2 separate regions of the Homo sapiens genome follow, and region 2 is linked to region 1. A link is a loop called in an ENCODE intact Hi-C map of the cell type or tissue named here. Cell type or tissue: B cell. All regions are shown on one strand. Region 1 holds the start of LOC105372503 (a long non-coding RNA gene). Region 2 has its middle 11 kb from the start of LINC03086.

What was found. A loop is a pair of places that touch in the nucleus more often than their neighbours do. Peaks named below come from ENCODE experiments on the same cell type or tissue, not always from the same donor. Only the 100,000 strongest peaks of a DNase experiment are listed, where the experiment ranks them.
Region 2: it touches region 1 in a loop (4-fold over the local background); 3 of 110 quality-filtered maps call a loop at or near these places.

What each region holds. Positions count from the first base shown.
Region 1 is chr20:2,298,033-2,303,032 of GRCh38, forward strand. All of the region lies in intron 1 of TGM3 (transglutaminase 3), which reads left to right. LOC105372503 (a long non-coding RNA gene) reads right to left here and starts at 3,485. Exons shown (of 3, transcript XR_937203.3): 1 at 3,276-3,485. RefSeq lists an enhancer at 3,414-3,593. In B cell, a CTCF peak has its summit at 2,081; a DNase peak (open chromatin) is centred at 3,379; H3K4me3 peaks cover 400 bases; H3K27ac peaks cover 1,732 bases.
Region 2 is chr20:2,215,912-2,220,911 of GRCh38, forward strand. No RefSeq gene overlaps it. Among named protein-coding and RNA genes, the nearest start is that of LINC03086, 11 kb to the left of the region's middle. In B cell, no CTCF peak of the experiment used is centred here; a DNase peak (open chromatin) is centred at 2,450; H3K4me3 peaks cover 349 bases; H3K27ac peaks cover 889 bases.

The DNA of each region.
Region 1 (5,000 bases):
TCACAGACAATGAGTTGGACTTGGTCTGGAGAGGTTTTGCAGGGCAGAGGGAACAGGAAAATAAATGTCAGTGTGAGCAGGTGTGACCCAGGGGACTATCGGGATGACAGGTGTGCTGCTTTGAGAGGACTCTGTGTCCAGCTCCTAATTTAAGGTTCTTGTTGCAATCAGAAGGGGTTCCATTATTCCACCCCTTGGTGGAGAAGGCAGCCTGGGCTGTGGCTGGAAATGAAGGTAGTGGAGGAAGGCCTGGCAGTGATCCGCACCAAGTGGCCTGGCATCCCCAGAGTGGGTGGGAGAGCAGTTTGTGAGCACAGAGGAGGGCCCCAGTGTGGAGGGGAGGCAAGATTCCCCATCCCCAAAGCCACTTGGAAGCCCTGGGTTAGTGGCAGAGTTCTCAGGGTACACACCTGAACCACAGGCTTCTGCCTGCAAATGACCAGAACCTCTGTTTTGGGGACTAATGGCTCTGTCCCTCTGGGGCAGTGAGCTTTCTTGCCAACTACTTTTCCAGGCAGAGCACTGGCCTTGGCTTCAGGGACTTCCCATCTCAAGGCCTCATTTCCTCCACCCCCAAAGGACCTGTACCATTCCCAGCGTCTGGGTCTACCACCAAACCGTTCTCCTTGGAGCTGGGACACCAGTCGCCCCTCCTCCCATGGAAGCGGTCAGGAATTGCTCTTGGGTTCTGGCCTCCTTCTCTTCTGTAAATCTTCTAGGTGCTTCCTGGACCCTCCTCATATTTTTGTGTCTGGCACTGGGACCAAGGCAATATCTACTCTCTCTCTCTCTGAAAAGGAGATGGCCCCTCTGGGCTCAGAGTCTTGTGACTCCAGCTGCTCATTGTTTGAAATGAGGACCAGCTGCCTCCTGTCTGCCCGGCTCCATGGCCTTCTTCCACCTGGGACAGCGGCTACTCCCTGTTCCTTAGAGACAGCCCATGAGCAGCTTCATTCCACCGGGAATGACAGCTGCCCGTATTTCAGCGTTTGTTCCTGTAGGATTCCTTACAGGATAGCTGATGGGTTAAGAGTGCAGGTTCAGAGGTGCTCTCTGGATCAAGGCTCCACTCTGCCCCTTACGAGAAGAGTGGTCTTGGGCAGGTCACTTAACTTGTGTGTCTCAGTTTCCTCATCTCCAAAATGGGGTTATTGCAGTATCCACCTCATGGGTGCTTACGATTACCTGGAAATTTTTTCATGAGCCTGTTTTCTCCTTGTCTTGGGGGGACTTAAGAAAAACCCTATGAGAGGAATTACATTTTCTAATCAGGGGCGATTCCCAGGGGACCCTCTCCATTAAGCGCCTCAGCACAAGTCCTCCCCACTCCCGCTTCATCCATTCCCAAGTCCAAAGTCCTCATGCCTGAGCACTCCCCTTGTTCACCTCAAGTAACTTCATGCGGCTCCACCCCGCAGGGCTGTCTCTGCAGATGGAGCAATCATTCTCCTCCCCAGGGCCCACGTGCCAGGCTGGGGTGTGTGCTGAAGTTAGGAAATCTCGCTTAGCAGTGGAGGGCACAAGGCCCTAGGATCTTGGTAGGAGCTGAGAGATGGGAGTCAGAAGGAGTCAGCCTTCCCCTCCCTCAGCCTGATTTTCCTTATTTGTAAAAAGAGGACAGCGACTCCTCCCCTGCCTCCTTCCTATAGCTGCCGGGTGGCTCTGGTCAGGTAATTTATGTGAAGGAGCTTTTATAAGTGTAGATGATAAACGGGCCTAAGGTAGTGAGGTCTCAGTCCCTGCTGCACATTAGAATCACCAGGAAAGCTTTAAAGAAAATGCTGGCCGGGTGCAATGGCTCACGCCTGTAATCCCAGCACATTGGGAGGTCAAGGCGGGTAGATTATCTGAGGTCAGGAGTTCGAGACCAGCCTGGCCAATACGACAAAATCTCATCTACTAAAAATACAAAAATTAGTGGGACATGCTGGCACGCACTTGTAGTCCCAGCTACTTGGGAGGCTGAGGTTACAGTGAGGCAAGAGAACTGCTTGAACCCAGGAGGCAGGGGTTGCAGTGAGCTGAGATCACACCACTACACTCCAGCTTGGGCAACAGAGAGAGACTCCATTTAAAAAAAAAATAAAGAAAGAAAGGAAGAAAGAAAGGAATGGAGGGAGGGAGGGAAGGAAGGAAGGAAAAGAAAGAGAAAGAGAAAGAAATAGAAAGAGAAAGAAAGAAAGAGAAGAAAGAAAGAAAGAAAAAAAGAAAGAAAGAAAGAAAAGAGAGGAGAAGAGAAGAGAAGAAAAGAAAGAAAATGCCAGTGTCATCCCTAACCAAAGATTCTAATTGAATTTGCCTGGGATGGGTCTCAGACCAATAGAACATTCCAGGTGATTCTTCTGGGCAGCTGGGGTTGAGAGCCTCTGGTCTCAGAGATTCTAAACTCTCTCTTAGGAAGAGAAGTCCTTCTGTCCTCTCCTTTTGCCCTGACCATAGGGTGTCTAGGCAGGGAGTAGGCTGTGGATGGCCCCTCCAGGACCTGTGTCTAAGTCATTGCTGCCTTGGTTGGCTACAGGGCGGCAGCTTGGGGTCATATCTGGTCAGGCAAAATTGACTTTCAGTCTGGGCTTGAGTCCAGCCTCTGCCTGAGTGTTTGATATTGAGTAAGTGACTTCACCTGACTGGACTTCCAAAGCCCTCATCTGTGAAATGGGGACAGCAACACCATTTTGATAGTCAGTATTTCGTGACTATTAAAAAACATAACGCAGGTGAAATGCTTAGCTCAGTGTCTGACACATAAGAGGTCCTCAATAGCAGCCCATTAAAAGCTCAAAGCCTCTTCTGCTCTTGGGTTGTTTTTGCCATTACATATGGGATCCCAACAGTATTAGTTTCCCCCAATCTCTGGGGGCCCCGGTGCTAGTGATGGGTATATGTTGAATCCCAACAATAACCCTAAGAGAGAAGATGTTCCAGGTCTCACTGTCCCTCTTCTACAGGTGAGAAAAGTACAATTCAGAGACATTGAGACCCTTGCTCAGGGCCTCTCACCGGTTCAGGCACCAATCTGGGGCTCATTTCTCTTCATCCTCACCAGCCCCTTACTCTCCCTGAATGCCAAGAAATTGTGCCACCTGTGCTGCACAGAGCTTGAAAATGTCATGATATGTGGGGGAAGTTAAAAGGAAATGACACAGGCTAGAAAGAGAGAAAGGAGAGAGAGATGGGTGCTGAGCAGGAAAGCACGTGTGTCCTTGGAGCCAGAGGAGGGGCCAGCCAGGAGCTAAAGATGTTCCCAGTGTCTAGGGGTGGGAAGTGGGATGACTCACAGCCTGTCGGTGACCAGGATCTGAGACCCGGCTTCTGGGCTAAGATCTGCTTCAACTCCGTGACTTCCCCTTTCATGAAGGGGAGATGGCTTCCCATTTCAGGGCCTCAGCTTTCTGACCTGTCATGTGGGCATACTAGATTACATCACTGTTTTTCAAGCTGCCAGTTGCCATCCATTAGCAGGTTGTGAAATCAGTTTAGTGGACTGTGACCAGCCATTAAGAAAAAAAAAAAAAGCAGAAGAGAAAATATCAGAGTATATTGATACATAGTAAGCATTAGCCGTGTGAAACCTTGTGTCAGTTCCAGATCCATGTATGTAAAGACTATTAGATAGATTTCTTGATTTGGCTTCTCTCAATAGAGCTTAAAAACCACTCAGCTAGATACTTTTTAGCATTTTTTTTTTTGAGACGGAGTCTCCCTCTGTCGCCCAGGCAGGAGTGCAGTGGTGAGATCTCAGCCCACTGCAACCTCCACCTCCCCAGTTCAAGCCATTCTCCTGCCTCAGCCTACCAAGTAGCTGGAACTACAGGCATGTGTCACCACGTCCGGCTAATTTTTGTATTTTTAGTAGAGACAGGGTTTTGCCATGTTGGCCAGGCTGGTCTTGAACTCCTGACCTCAGGTGATCTTCCTGCCTCGGCCTCCCAAAGTGTTGGGATTACAGGTGTGAGCCACCGTGCCCAGCCACTTTTTAGCATTTCTGTCAGCCCTCATTAACTCTAGACTTCTGTAAAATAAAAATGCATCTATGTCTAGAGAAAAGGTGTGGGAAGTAGAGTCTGGTTGGGGGCTAGGGATAGTCCCAGCCACTAGAGTAGCATCACTCCATGTTGGGCCCCCTGTCAGCCCCTCTGTGGTGTGGTCCTCCCTGGAACAGGAGATGGGAGCCCCATCACACACCCAGCGACCAAGTCATTCTCACCCGTGTGCTGCAGGTGATTCAATTATACAGCCAGGCTGACAAGGATTGAGACGGCTGACTAGCAACTTCCCTTTCACAGTCTGGAGTCTTTCTCTGTGCTTTTCATGTGAAAGAGGGACCACAGAATAAATGGGCAGGGGTTATATTAACATATTTGTGATTATGTTTGGCTGTGATTAACAGTGAACCCCCCCAAAAAACAATAGCTTAGAAAAATAAGACAGAAGCTTATTTCTTCCTTACACGAAAGGCCTGGAACCAGGCAGTTCTGGGCAGGCCAGGTGGTGGCACCATCCTCAGGCCCTAGCTCTGTCCAGTCTCCTCTCCACCATCGCTAGGGTACGTATGGCCCTGCATGGTCTAAGATGTCCGCTAGAGGCTTGTCCCTGTCACACCCACACTCCAGACAGCAGAATGGAAGAAGAGGAAGAAAACAGGCAAAGGGCATTTGCCAACTGTTTATATAAAGAGGTTTTCTAAAAAAAAAAAAAAATTTAAAACAGGTATTCAAACAAATATTACCATGTGCACATTCATAGCAGCACTACTCACAGTAGCTAAAATGTAGGGACAACCCAGATGTCCATCAGCTGATGAATGCATCGACAAAACATGGAATATTCATATAATAGACTCTCATTCAGCCATAAGAAAAGAATGAGCTACTGATGCATCCTCCAACATGACCGAACCTTGAAAACATTATGCTAAGTAAAATAAGTCAGACCCAAATCACATATTGTGTGGTTCCATTTGTTAATTTATGAAATGCCCAGAATAGGGCCGAGCGAGGTGG
Region 2 (5,000 bases), 82 kb before region 1:
TGTAATTATTTCCTTTTCATTCTCCCAACTGATTTTAGAAAATGCCATCCTGTCTTAGCCTGCTGAAGAGAAAGAAGAAAGGGGGTTGTGGGTTGTATTTGGGCTAAAGTAATAATTAGGGAGACAGGAGCATCCTGGGGCCAGGCAAAGTAAGAGCAGTGGAATTGAAACTTTCAGAGCCCCAGGGGACTGGTGAAGGATGGATGGGAGGAAAGGGACAGCAAGAGGTAGGCCAATTGCTGTTGTGAGGAAGAGTAAAATTCTTAAGTCAAAATCAAAATAAAGGCTGGGTGTGGTGGCTCATGCCTGTAATCCTAGCACTTTGGGAGGCACAGGTGGGAGGATCACTTGAGCCCAGGAGTTTGAATCCAGCCTGGGCAAAAAAGTGAGATCCCCATCTCTACAAAAAAGTAAAAATTAGCCGGGCATTGTAGCACACACTTGTAGTCTCAGCTACTCAGGAGGCTAAGGCTAGAGGATTGCTTGAGCCTAGGAGGTTGAGGCTGCAGTGAGCCATGATCAAGCCACTGCACTCTAGCCTGGACAACAGAGTGAGACCTTGTCTCAGAAAAGAAAAAACAACAACAACAAAAAGAAAACTGTGTTGTTCTCTGATTACAGAAGTGAAACTTTTATAAAATATGAGGAAAACAAAAGCACTGAATAAATCTCTTTCTAATGTTAGTGATAGTCACTGTTAATAGCATATTAATTGTATATTTTATTTTATTAATTTTGTTTATACTTGTATATGCATACATGTATATGTAACACCTGTTTTTTTTTTTTTACTTTAAAATATATTATGAACCTTTCCCCGTGTCATTAAGTCCTTTTTTTTTTTGGGGGGGACAGGGTCTCACTCTGTCACTCAGGCTGGAGTGTAGTGGGACAATTACAGCTCACTGCAGCCTTGACCTCCCAGGCTCAAGTGATTCTCCCACCTCAGCCTCCCAAATAGCTGGGTCTACAGGCATGTGCCACCATACACAGATAATTTTTGTATTTCTTGTAGAGATAGGGTTTCACCATGTTGCCCAGGCTGGTCTTGAACTCCTGGGCTCAAGAAATCCTGCCTTGGCCTCCCAAAGTGCTGGGATTACAGGCATGAGGCACTGTGCCCTGCCTTTAAGTATTCTTTTAAAATAGGATTTTTAATTAGGTGATTGGATGGGATTTCATCCTATGAGTATACTGTAATTTAATTCAACCAGTCCTCTTTTGTCGGACATTAAGGTTTAATCAAGATTTGTCTGTGATAGGCAATGTTGCTATAAAATCTGTAATCAATCTTAGTGCACATTTCTGATTTGCTGGTTGAGGGGGTATAAATATTTTAGGGCAATTTATGCATATTTTCATCTTCTTTCTTTCTTTTTTTTTTTTTTGAGATGGAGTCTCACTCTGTTGCCCAGTCAACAGAATGAGTGTAGTGGCGTGATCTCCACTCACTGCAACCTCCGCCTCCCAGGTTCAAGCAATTCTCCTGTCTAAGCCTCCTGAGTAGCTGAGACTACAGTTGTGTACCACCACACCCAGCTAATTTTTGTATTTTTAGTAGAGTCGGGGTTTCACCATGTTGGCCAAGCTTGTCTCAAACTCCTGACTTCAGGTGATCTGCCCACCTCGGCCTCCCAAAGTGCTGGGATTACAGGCATGAGCCACCATGCCCGGCCCATATTGTCATCTTCTTGAAACTGTACTAATTGGAACTACCTAACAACACTGTAGGAAACATTTTTCTCATTTTATAAGAAAAAACTTTCTAACAACCAAAGAAAGAATGGGAGGCAGCAAGCTTTCTGTCATGAGGCCTGTTGGAGTATGGGCTATAGCCATGGTGTCGATTCTTTTTCCCTCACTGACACTGAGCATTAGTTACAATGGCCCATAAAGGGGAAAGTTGCCTTCTCTTGCCCTTAGTTGGACATTACAGAGCTAGATTGTTTGGTGGAGGCAATAACTTAAGAAATAAATAACTGCATTGGGATCAGCATTGGGCTAATGACCTTTAAGGTTTCCTCCAGGACCTTAAGGACCTACGTATGATACTTATACCTATGAAGTTTCTGTCCTGTTTCTAACATAGCCTGTACTATGCTTGTCTGTGCTCTCAGCAGGTAGGGACATGGTGAGCTCCTCAAGGGATTTTCCCAAAGTACGAATCTCTTTGAGGTAGACAAGTTTCTCCCAGAGGATGAAAAGCATGTCGTAAAATGAGCATCATGTTGTTCAGCTCTTTTCTATCACTGCTGATCTTCCATCTAGTCATTTTATTAGTTGCTGTATTAGTCTGTTCTCGTATTGCTATAAAGAACTACCTGAGACTGGGTGATTTATGAAGAAGAGAGGTTTAGTTGACTCTCAGTTCCCAGGCTTGGCAGGAAGCATGACTGGGAGGCCTCAGGAAACTACAATAAGGGCAGAAGGCGAAGGGGAAGTAGGCACAATCTTCACGTGGTGGAGCAGGAGAGACTGAGAGAGCAAAGGGGGAAGTGCCATCAGATGTCATGAGAACTCACTCACTATCATGAGAACAGCAAGGGGGAAATCACCCCATGATTCAGTCACCTCCCACCAGCCCCCTCCTCAATTAGACATGAGATTTGGTGGGGGGGACACAAATCCAAACCACATCAGTTGCTTAGAGGGGGATGTTGGAGTCCCCAACTGTAATGTGGGTTTATCTATTTCTCCTTTCAACTCTTATCATTTTTTGCTTTTGCTTTTGCTGTTGTTCGGTGCATGCACATTTAGAATTGTTATGTCTTTCTGGTAAATTGATTCTTTTATCATTATGTAATGTTCCTCTTTGTCTCTAGTAAATTTCTTTGCTTTGAATCTACCTTATCAGATATAAATGTAGCTACTCCTGATTTTTTAAAATTAATATGATATTCTTTTACTTTCATCCTACCTATGTTATTGAATTTCAAATGAGTCTCTTATAAGCAGCATGTATTTGGATCTTTTTTAAATTCACTCTGCCAGTTTCTGTCTTTTGATTGTTGTATCTAGACAAGTTACACTTAAGATAATTACTGATATTAGCTAATATTACTGATATTGCTAATTGCTGATAAATTACTGATATTACTAATTACCTCTTAGGTGTGCAATTTTATTGTTTTCTGTTTTTTCCCTCTAGTTCTTATTCCTCTGTTTCTCTCTCTTGTCTTTCTTTGGGTTTCTTGAACATCTTTTAGAAATTCATCTTGATTTATTTACAAGACTTTCAAGTGTATCTCTTTGTATAATTCTTTTAAAGGTTGCTGTCAGTATTACACTATACATATGTGACTTAACCATTTTGAGTGAAGTGTGGAAATCTTACTTTGATTTAGGTCTATTTACCTTCCATGATTTTAAATATAATTTGCATGAGTATCAGATAGGGTTTTATTTTTTGCTAGAATAGGTGAATATGACTTGTAAAATTCATGATGAGAATAGTCTATTGTATGTACACATATTTCTAATTGTTTCCACTGCACTTTCTTCCTTCTTGATGCTCCAAGATTCCTTTTTTTATAATTTCCTTTTTATTTAAAGAACTTTCTTTAGCCAATCTTTAAGGATTTAACTGCTAGTGTCAAATTCTTTTAGCTTTCCTTTGTCTGAGAATGGTTTTATTTCCCCTTTATTCATGAAGGATAATTTTGCCAGATATAGAATTCATGACTGACAGTTCTTTTCTTTCAGCACTTGAACAATGTTGTGCCACTTCCAGCTGGCCTCCATGGTTTCAGATGAGAAATCTGCTGTCATTCATATTGGGTTCCCCTATAAGTGGTGCATAGTTCTTCCCTGGCTGCTTTTAGCATGTTTTGTTTGTCTCCAGTCGTCAGAAGTTCAATTATCATGTGTTGTGGTATGGATTTCTTTGGGTTTCTCTTTGGGGTTTGCTCAGCTTTTGAATCTGTAGATTTGTGTCTGCCAAATTTGGAAAGTTTTCATCCATTATTTATTCAAATACTATTTTAGGCCCTTTATTCTCCTCTCCTTCTGGCACTTCAGTGATACAAATGTTGGCTTTTTTGTTATAGTCTTACAAGCCTTGGAAGCTCCGTTCATTCTTTTTTCAGTCCATTTTCTGTATTCTCACATTGGTTAAATTCGTTGGTCTGTCCTAAAGTTCACTGATTCTATTCTGTCATCTCCCCTCTAATATTGAGATTATCTGTTGAGATTTCTGTTTCTGTTACTATATTTTTAGTTCTGTAATTTTCATTGGTTCTTTTTTATAACTTCTATTTATTGCTGAGATTTTCTATTTTTTGTTTTAAGAGAATTGGTAATTGATTTTTAAAACATTTTTATGACAACTGCTTTAAAGTCCTCTCAGATAATTCTGACATTTAATTCACCTTGGTTGGGATCAGTTGATTGGTTGTTCTTTCTCATCCAAGTTGTGATTTTTCTGGTTCTTGGTATAACAGATGATTTTTAAAATTGTATCTCAGACATTTTGTCTGTTAGGATATTCAGGGTCCCATTTAAATATTTTATTTTAGTAGGCACTCACTGTGTTTACATTTAGCACACAGGTCCTGGCCACTTTCGTGGACTGTGGTTTACATGACAGTTTCATTTTCAGAGGCTTTACAATGTTATTTGGGTCTGTTTGGTGTATTTGGCACTGCTGGGGCTCTCACAGGTCTTTGCTGGTGCTGCTTAAGGGGGCAGAAGGACTTTCCCCGGACCAGGGCCACTAGATTTCTCTCCACTGATGAGTGGAGTCTCAGGTCTGTGGAGACAAAGAGGCTTCTTAGGCCATGCCCTTTTGGCAGAATCAATTTTTCTTTTTTCTTTTTCTTTTTTTTTTTTTGAGATGGAGTCTCACTCTATTGCCCAGGCTGGAGTACAGTGGCACGAACTTGGCTCACTGCAACCTCCACCTCCCGGGTTCAAGTGATTCTCCTGCCTCAGCCTCCCAAGTATCTGGGACTACAGGCGCCCACCACCACGCCTGGCTAATTTTTGTATTTTTAGTAGAGACA